2 separate regions of the Mus musculus genome follow, and region 2 is linked to region 1. A link is a contact called in ENCODE Hi-C or POLR2A ChIA-PET data. All regions are on one chromosome and are shown on one strand. The core of a region is the stretch at or near the end of the contact, and the rest is flanking DNA. Distances in the headings are between cores, read along the strand shown.

The links. A loop is a pair of places that touch in the nucleus more often than their neighbours do. ChIA-PET counts read pairs that join two places held with the same protein, here RNA polymerase II (POLR2A).
Region 2: a loop to region 1 is called in a map of left cerebral cortex, with 5 times the contacts of the local background. The contact joins the enhancer-like site here to the promoter of Spry1 in region 1. A Hi-C loop is called at or near these places in 4 of 37 maps with a recorded cell type or tissue (T-helper 17 cell, left cerebral cortex and regulatory T cell). POLR2A ChIA-PET finds 5 or more read pairs at or near these places in 3 of 5 experiments (Patski and embryonic stem cell).

What each region holds. Positions count from the first base shown.
Region 1 is chr3:37,637,266-37,642,301 of GRCm38, reverse strand. It overlaps Spry1 (sprouty RTK signaling antagonist 1), which reads right to left and starts at 2,355. Exons shown (of 3, transcript NM_011896.3): 1 at 2,197-2,355; 2 at 1,494-1,782.
Region 2 is chr3:37,684,593-37,689,628 of GRCm38, reverse strand. No RefSeq gene overlaps it. Among named protein-coding and RNA genes, the nearest start is that of Gm42211, 7.8 kb to the left of the region's middle. Within about 2 kb of position 2,353, at least 1 of the 3 ENCODE cell types and tissues checked has a DNase peak (open chromatin) inside an H3K27ac peak, as active enhancers do.

The DNA of each region.
Region 1 (5,036 bases), core at 1,106-3,605:
TGTCTTCCTGTTTGCAAACCTAACAAATAATTAAAATGAAATATGCCTTCGAAAGAGCAATTCAGTGTGAGCCCTGGAACTGTTCTCAGAGTTCACTGTCAGTTCACTGGCAGTTCACGTAAGGAAAATGTCAGCTACTTTTTAAAGATTAAGAATGGCTTTAGTGCTGTGGCCTCTCGGCCATTTATATGCTGTTACGAGCTTTAGATTAATGAGAAAATTAATCAAGGCAATTTCCAAAACACCGGCTATTCCAAGCTCACTCGGAATCTCAAAAGGCCATTTTCAGCAGAAGTCCGGGTCTGAAGCTAGCTCATCACACAGATCTGTGAGACGAGCAAAGGAAGCTACAAAGAATGAAGAGTGCTCTGCCACAAAGAACACAACCCGGACGGTGTGGACTTAGCTTTCCTTAAAGGTTAATCAAGGCTCCCCCACACAACGAGGATAACTTATGCACAAGTGTCAGCCCTTTAAAGCAGGGAGAGGAGCCCTGGTCTTTTTACATTATATTTAATTCCCTTCATTTATTAGCACGACAGACCTTGATTTTCACAAGCCCTGAATTGACCTGCTTTTTGTAGTAAAATAAATACACTGATAGACAACAAACACAACTTCCATGTCAAAAGGAAATAGCTTCCAATTTATAACGTATTCTTCCTGAGACAGACCAAACTCTTTCGATTCTGTTTCTGGGCAATAGGTATCTAAGATATTTTTTTACACAAATGCCTTCCGAACTCACAGATGCACCTTAATTCAAGAAGGCACCCCTTTGCACTTTTCTGGCATCCAAAGAAAATCAAAACAAATACGTCGGTTTACTATGGATGCTAACTAATGTCCCCAGACTACATATGTGTTAGCTTTTTGGAGGCCCCTCTAAGCTTATAACTACCTTCTCCGCACATGAGATGCACGGCCATAACAGCATGTTGTGGTGCCGAAGCCCTAAACGACACTAGAAAACTGCCCATCCTTGCTCCTGTGCCATATCTATTTTTTAAAAATTTAAAACTCCATAACGAAGACTTTAAATATGCCAAGTCTCATCCACAAGAAAGGAAGACGTGGGCACGGCTTGTTTGAGTTATGAAACCCCTAGGCACGGCTTTAATTTGCATTTTACAGGGCATTCCCAAGCAAGTTCGCTCAGGCGGAGCACCTAGGCACCCCGCAACTGTCCAGAGCGAAGCCGGTGCGCACCCGCGGACAGCAGTGTGGGTAGCACCGTCGGGCGCTTGGGCCCCACGCCGAGACCTCAGGGGCACCGAGCCGCGGCAGGTCCGGCCGGATAAAGTTATGAATGAAAACAGCTCGCGGGCGGGAGGAGGCAGCGCCCTCTCCCCGCGTCCCGCGGCACTGCGCTCCGAGCACAGGCGGGCGCTGGGTCCCCAGCGCCATCGGGTGCCGCGCGCTTGGCACGGGCTGCGCGAGGACCGCCAGGACCGCCCGGCCCGCCCCGGCCCGCACCTGCCGCCCGCACTCACCTCGGCCTCCGCGGCGCCGGCCGGGGGCGCCGAGCGGGCGGAGCGCGCGCCGCATCAAGCGCGGCGGGGCGGCCGGGCGCGCATGGCCCGCGCTGCGGCCTCGGCGGCCCCCGGGCAGGGGCGCTTCTCCGCGGTTGGCGGCGGCCGAGGGCGGCTCGGGGACATCCGCCGGGTGCGCGCGGCGCCCGCTCCACAGCACCGTCCCGTCCCGGTCGTCAGGCGCGCGGCCCGGCGTCGTCCCGGGCTCTCGGGTCCCCGCAGGTCCGCGTCCCCGCAGTCGCCACGCCGGCTGCAGACGAGCAGAGACAGAAACACGTGAGTCCCTTGCCAGCCCGGGACGCTGTCCTGCTCGCCGAGATGGACAGCCACGAGCCCCGGACACACACGGCCGTGCACGTTTTGCCCCCACGGAATGCCCCGCAGTCCAAAGCGCGTCCGAGAGACGCGTCTGCGCGAGGCAAGCCCGCACGCAGGGACGGGAAAAGTCAGGTCTGGCACGAGCGCCCGGCGGGTCGGTCCCCAACAATGCGCACAGACACGCGGGTGCGCGGCGGTGCCAGCCCGCGTTCGCACACGCGTAACTCGCTGCCTGGCTACGGAACTCGCTGCAGGGCCGACCGCAAAGCGCCGGGCACAGAGCTAGAGCCAGCTCCGAAAACGTCCAGCTCCTCGAAAATAAAATAAAATAAAGCACCATTCTCACCTGATCTTGCCAGGTCCTCGGCGGGAGGGGAAGGCTCTTACCTAGTGCAGAGCCTGGGGCCGGCCCTCCCGGCACATGCACGCCGCTCGCAGCCGCTCCTTAGCCCGCAGAGCTCTGGCTGCGGGGCCGCCGCAAACCCCTGCGTGCTGAGCACTCGCGCGCGGGCTCCGCAGCATTTCAGCGTCGCCGCCACCTCCACCTCCACGCCGGGACCCGCCCCCGGTGATATCATGTGTCAATCACGCGGGCTGCACGAAAACCCGGAGCAGGATTTCAGCGATCGTGGATGTGGACTCGAGGACGCTCTAACAAAAGTCGATTGCCTGCAGGAGTCCTGCGAGCGCAACTGGGGAGGAGCGGGCATTCCAGGGCCCCTGTCAGTCGTGAGCTGTCAGCCTCCAATTTAAGGGGACTGGTGCAGCCACCCTTAGAGTTGAGTTTAAAAAGAGTTGTGAAGAACATTTAAAAAACAATAACAAACCACCAACAACAACGGAAAAAAAAATGTGTACACCATGACACCGTGCCCCCAGATAAAGGGAAAAGTGCAAAGTTCAGATCATGCGAAATATGAAAGTTTCAGAAAGAACAGTCATTTTTGCAAATGTAATATAATTACACACTAAAGGGTGGGATTTCCTGCTGTGGGGTTTTAGTGATTGCTCCATTTGGTTTGTGATACGATCCCTAAAATTACACGGGGGGAGGGGAAGGGGAGAAAACGGGGCCCAAGTTCTTCCTGCTTTGTAATGTTTGTATAATTTTGTCCAAAACACCAATGCATTTTAAATGAAATAAAATAAGCATAACTCATCAGGAAGTTTTAGCTTTAGCCATATGTCTGTCACGGGGTGGGGGACTTTAGTAAGCTGGGAATGCTTTTTGCGTCTTTACATACTATGGAATTTGGTTATTTATTATATGGACGCTATAGCTCAGGATGTAGTGAAAAGGGCTGTATGTGGAATTAAAAATTCCATAGAGTTTTAAAAATAACCTAAGACCCCCAAAATATTGATAGAAAATATTTTTCCAGGGAATTTTATCAGGAATGGTATTTGATAAACAAAAACTCCATGATCTAAATCACCTGTGAATGTGAGTTAGGATATTTTGGGTTCAAAGTAATTTTTTTTTTAAGTCTTAACAATTGCAGTGAGTTTTTATAAAGTTTTTGTTGTTGTTGGCATAATGCATTTGCAAGCTTTTGAATGTTTTTAGAATTCACGGTTATGTGTGGAATTACATGCAAGGAACCCAGGACACTCCCTATGAAGAAGATCAGCAGTAAGAAAGTGCACTAGAAGGTAATAGAACGTATTAAAAGCCAAGAAGCTGTTTGTTCACCCTTCATGCAAGGGGATGTGTTAAAGTCATATTTTCAAATGTAGAGTTGGTGGGGCTTTTGTGTCTTGTCTATTTTTCACAGATGTAGGAGCATAATGAGGTTTCTCCAGTGGATCTGCTTTTGTTCTTTTTGTGCGTGAAGAGATTTGCAGTGTCAAGTAAGAAATACAGTATCTCATCAGAGTGTGTTATCTGGCTCTTCCCAGCTGTCTGCACAAATTTGGGGCCAATTCTCCAATGTAATAAGATGAGGAGAGGCAACAATGGAGAGTTTGAACCACATAACACTTATAAAAACATAATTTCAAAGATTCCTATTTACATTTCAGAATATTTGGACCAGAGATGTGCTAAAACAAATCTCTTAAGTTTAAAAATTTTTAATAATAATAATAGTAATAATAATCCATAAAATGTTAAAAATATTACCTTCAAAGGTCATGGTCTATTTCAAAATCAAATATATTGCACAAAATTGATTCTGCTTAAATGCCTCCATTGTGTGTTTCTTGAGATCACACGTTCCTAGGTTAGGATTTAGTAACCTTGAATCTGGAAGACATTTAATGAAGTCAGCTTCACCTTTTTAATTGCCTGCAGTCATGAGACTTGAGACAAACTATAAATTTTTAGTTTAAAACAGACCTTGTGCTTTATTTAGTAAGCTCAGTTGCAGTGAGTCTAGTCTAGGAATAAACAACTGGGGTAGGGAACATTTTTGAAAAAGATATAAGGGTCATCAGGGAAATGTCAGTAATTCCTACTTCCCTACATAAGATCTGTCTAAATAGAGTTGGTAGGAAGGGAAGCCCAACACTTTCTTCACTTTCATGAGAAAACACAATTATCCATCTCTTTTGTTGAGAGAGAATAAAGTGAAAATTTCGCCTGGCAAAGGCTTCAGAAGTGTGTGTGACTTAAAAGAAATCAAAGCACTAAAGGACTTGTTGATTTATAGATTTGCCCAAATAAAAACATCAGAGCCATTGTGTACCCACTTCCAGGCTGACAAACAATACTTTTGTTTGTTTCCAGACTGACAAGCAATACTTTCTAAATCGCCCAGTATTTCTGTGATGTCATGATAAGTTACATTAGTAATTGTGAAATTAACTATATTATCATTCATAGCCTTGCATGCGGTTGAGAAACAAAGTTGAAACCAAAACATCACAGAAGTTGATGTCTTAGTGGATTTGAATCCATCCATAAGAATCCAGTAAAGGGAATTAACTTCTTTCCTTTCCTTTTAGGGCAATAAACCCTGTATTCTTGAACATCCTCAGACAAGCTGCAAGGGTGGGCCGTGTTATTTTCAGTTTCCTTTTATGAACCGTCTTTGTAGAAGACTGAAATAAGACTAACCTATTCTGTAAGATTTCCATAAACATTTCCCTCATTTTCAGAAGCATGGTTCTTACCCTCTCATATTCTTCATGATTTTACATTCTGCAAGTGGGAGCCATGAAGTCGTGCCCCGAGTAAAGGACTCT
Region 2 (5,036 bases), core at 1,104-3,603, 47 kb before region 1:
AAGGGCTTCTCAGCCTCATATTAAGTCCCAAGAATTCCAGCCAATTATTCTTTACAATATCAGGCTAGCTAGTTATTTGCAACTATTCTGCTCTTATAAAAAATAATACATCTTAGTTTTATAATCACATTTTTGTTGGCATCTCCAGTAACCGAAAATGAATCTGTATCTCTTAGCAGGTATCTTAAATTCCCATTTACAAGTGGAAAGGCTGACTGAATGGTCCTGGCTGACATTACAGTCCTTACTTCAGAATACCATTAAAAAAAAAATCCAACACCATTTGAAATAGAAAATTTCAAAAAATAATGGCAATATTTTATAGCCAGTCCCATGAATATTATAAGGGGCCACACCTTGAAACTTCATTTTTAACTTAAAAATACAAGCCACACAACTCCAAGTGATTAATTTTAACTTTTAGGAACATTTTATTGTATTTTTCCTGAGGATTTTTACTCAAAATTTTCCACGTCTGGCTTTTCCCACTGTGTGTTAGCTCCGGTCTCTGACAAGCCTTCTAACTGTACTCACAGATAATGGGAGGCTGGAGGGGGTGTGGAGGGGGTGAGTGAATGATTGATTGGCTGAGATAGGAACTGTGGGAGAGAGACTGGGGAAGACAATAGGGCCTCATATGTCCAAAGCTTCCTTTCCAGGATGGTCTGCTTTTCTTTCTATTGTGAGAAAACACTGACCAAAGGAGCGAAGGTTTATTTGTCTTACACTTCCAGGACACAGCCCATTACTGAGGGAGGTCAGGGCAGGCACTCAAACAAGAACTTGAAGCAGGAACCATGAAGGGACTCTGCTTGATGACTTGTTCTCGGGCTCACATTCAGCTGGCTTTCTTACATAGCCTGGGACCACCAGTCTAGGGATGGTACCACCCACAGTGGGCTGAGCACTCCTACATCACTCAACAGTCAGGACAGCTTCCTATCCGTGATCTCACTGGCCAATGTGATCTCACGATTGATGGGTCCCTTCTCTGGTAAATCCAGGCTGTGCCAAGTTGACAGGGAAAGCTAACTAGGATGGCCAGACTTCTCCAGTCAGGGTGTCAAGACTGCAGGGGCATTGACTGCATCTTCTATAACGCTGAGAGTCTGCCTTCTCTGGAGTAGGAGCCACCGTGCTGCTCCCTAAGGACCATCCATGTCCTCTCACCTTGCCTCTGCTGCATGGAGTGACTCCGCAGGACCCTCCATCTCAAACACACCACCAATGTGTCACACGCCTTCCCTTTCTCTGTCCCTCCCTCCCTTTTGTCTCCCTTCCCCTGTACCTGGGCCCATCTTAGTAGCAGATATGAAGGAGGATGTAAAAGCAAAGGCCGCTGTCCCTGGTGTCCTGTAATTGAAGGAACTCTTGGACAGAAGTCCTTCCTCTCTGAGTCCTGTGCTGTTATCCACCAGCGACCCTTCACAAAGTTGGTGCTATGCCCTCTATGACCGCTGTGGAGCTTGTGTAAAGTTCCCCAGGTCTGCTTTGGTCTTCAGGTGGGGGTCAGAGCACAAAAAGCACTGAGAGGTTCAAGTAGGGAATAGTGACCTTCTGGAGTAGATTTAGTTTCAGTGATTTAGGGCAACTCCTGTTGTGGACTTAAAACTTAAAATAATAATAATTAATAATCAAGGCATTAAACCTGGCTTAGTGCTGACTGGATGTCCAGCACTCGGAAGGGAAGCAAGATCACATGTTCAAGGTCATCCTCTGATGCGTGGTTAAGTTTGGACAGAGGAAAGAACTTAGGACCAAAGCCGTGTCAGGAAACACAAGTCAAACCAAGTACTGCTGCCTGCACAGCGTGAATGAGAGTGCTTGCTGAAAGCTGCAGTCCCTTTATGCATACCGTGATAATCCCCAAGTGCCTTTGCAGTTCTACAATCTCCTGGCATCTCCTCTGCCCCAAAGCTATACACACTTAATGCATGCTCAGTGTAATAAGACTATGCGGGAGAAGTCTCTGATGGACGAGTTCTGAACAAGTCCTTTTAAGGACTTGACGAATGGGTGAAATTCTAAGAGGAAGGAGCGATGTCACCAAGATGCCTGAGAGGAGGGCAGAGGGCGGGCAACTCTGCCGACCGGCAAGCAGCACTTACACAGGTAATCAGGTTTCTGCCTATGGAACGGAAAGAAGTTTCGGTTGGATCCGGTTCAACAGGACACGAGCCGGAAGGGCGGCTTTAGTCCTCTGATGTAAGACGTTATGTAAGTCAAACAAATGCGCCCGTCTTTCAGGAATGCCCCACACAAGCTGCACGAACCTTCCTTCGGGAGACAGCCAGGGTGAGAATGTTTGTCCACGCTGGGTTGGCAGTGCGCCTGCCTTGCACAACCCTCTCTGGAATCCATTACCACGCCCTGCCCCCAGCTCTCTCTGCATTCGGTGCAGGGCACTGACCCACATCAAAGTGGAGCCTTGTGGCTCCTACGTCCCCAGTGTGACAGGGAAGCTCCCTCTGCTGCAAGCAAGCCCACCTTGTCCTCACTCCTGTCTCTAATTGTGATTCTTAAGCCAACTTGGAGGAAAGAAATCCCAGCGAGGATGAGCAAATACGAGACTGAAAGAATAAAGGATAAAGACACGACCTTGTCTGGTTAGCATCCCCACCCTTAGCAACACCACAAAGTAGCGATGATCTGCAAGTTCAGCACCCAGGAGTCAAATGCAGGAGGGTCATGAGTGCCCGGCCAACTGGACCACATCCTGAGTTCCGGGCCCCTAGGGTTACATTGTTAAGACTTAGATTCCAAACAAAAGAGAATCAGACCTTCACTCCCTAAAAGCTACTAAGGAGCATGCCTCAGGTTAGAGCCAAATCAGCCTTTCCCTTGTCTTGGTATGATAAGACAAATTCAGTCCACACCATAAAAACCTTTAAAAAGCCATTGCTTTTGTACAATCCAGAGAGTGATCTATCTACATTAGCCATATTTTGAGGTTTGAATGGGTATGTTTTTTAAGTATACAAGTCAAAAGAAAAGAGGGAGGGAGAGAGAGGGAGGGAGGAAGGGAAAGAATCAGAAAGAGATTGAGTGGGTGAGCAAACATTGGCTAATTGACTGCTCAAAACACCCAGCAGAATTACACCGGGTAAGTCAAGGGGTCCGCTAACGTTCCTTCTCCCAGTGATCTTTCTCGCACTGTTGAACTTCCGGCTGTTCCTCCCCACTACAGACATTTTTATATTAGGGGGATAAACAATCGCATCCTCTCTTCTAGTTGTTCTCAGGGACAGTGTTTTCATTCCTGAGCTGTTTGTCGATTTTCTCTCTATCACAGACTCAGAAGGCAGCCAATCTCCAGACCTTGGGGGTGGGCACTTTGAGACAAATCTGTTTAGGTATGAAATGGGGCTGGCAACCCCACCTCCAGGCTCATCTTCTTGGTGAGTTCAAACAGCACATGACAATTTAACATCGTGCCCCTTACGGTTACATCACAAAAGTCAACAATCCCAGGGTCATTTAAAGGAGGGGTTAGATTGATCTCAGACCAATCACTACCAAATAAGGAGGGCTTATCAGTGAACTTCTAACCTCTTCTTTCTCGAAGGCCATATTTGTTACATCTGGGGACTGTGACCACTGAAGAGAGCAGCAACAATTATGAGCGAGGGCACGGGGTCCTCACTGCTCGCTGATGCTCCTGTACCCCTCACCCTCGCTTCATGGTAGAGGTGGCATGTCCCCAGCTTCTGAGCAACATAGTCAGTTTTCCCCTCAGCTGGCATTTGTGGCTCTCATCCTCACGTCTCAGCTCCTGAAGCGAGCCAAAAGCTTCCTACTGCTTTTATTTGGAAGTCTACACAGACACTGTGTCTCCAGGAGTCTGCTTTTTTTTTTTTTTTTTTTTTTTTTCCCCTAGACTGCTGTCATGCACGATTGTCATTAATCTTCTGGTCACTTCTAGCTCAGCTTGAAGAGTGGTTTTCCTCACTGGTGGCCAGGTATGCCCTAAGGTGGCATTTTATGGAAGTGGGGGAAAGAGATAGACAGACAGACAGATAGACAGACAGACAGACAGACAGACAGGTTCTCCCATTGAAGCTACACCCGATACTGCAGAAGCATTTGAAATCACAAGCTTTGACTTGAAGGTCATCTGGAGTCAGACTCCCAGAACACGCTCCTCTTCTTTCTTCTTCCTTCTTCTTCCTTCTTCCTCCTTCTTCCTCCTTCTTCCTCCTTCTTCCTCCTTCTTCCTCCTCCTTCTTCCTTCTTCTTCCTTCTTCCTCCTTCTTCCTCCTTCTTCCTCCTTCCTCCTCCTTCTTCCTCCTTCTTCCTCCTTCTTCCTTCTTCTTCCTTCTTCCTCCTTCCTCCTCTTCCTCCTCTCCCTCCTCCTCCTCCTCCTCCTCCTCCTCCTCCTTCTTCTTCTTCGGAAGCACTGGCTTCCTTATGGGCAAAGTGGGAATGACAGTGCAAATTACCCGGTCCAGATCTGCAACTGAAGTCCTAAAAGCTCCAAAATCAGAACTGTCCTGAGCACCTGCACCAGGTGACATGGGTCAGATTCCTCAGCTGTCTCGGTGGTAGACTATCAAACTACACACAGTATAGTCTATCAGAACGTGTCCAGGCTGCATGGAGGAGGTAAACAGAGAGATACAGGACTGCCTAGGCTCGGATCCCATTCCCAAGACACCTCACGATACATATGTAAACATGCCTAACTCAGGGGCAGAGGGAACCTAAAATTGAAAACACTGCTTGGCCGAGCATCTCAACTGCCTCTGAACTCAGGTTATCAGGTTTGGTGGCAATCGTCTTCACCTGTGGAACCATCTTGGTAGCCCTCGGAGTTCTAATTCTAACTGTATATTGTGGTGTTCTTACTTTTCTTCCTCACTGTTGTGTTAAGCCACTTTCCCGAGTGATACTCGGAAAACACAGCGTTCCCTCCCCCTTTACATGGAGAGGCAGGAGTGCTTCAGGGAGTCTTCTATGGGCAGATACCACGTTCCATCCCACCTGAGCAGCCTGAGCATCTGCAAGCAAGCTCTTCCTGTCCCTGGCTAGCAAGGATG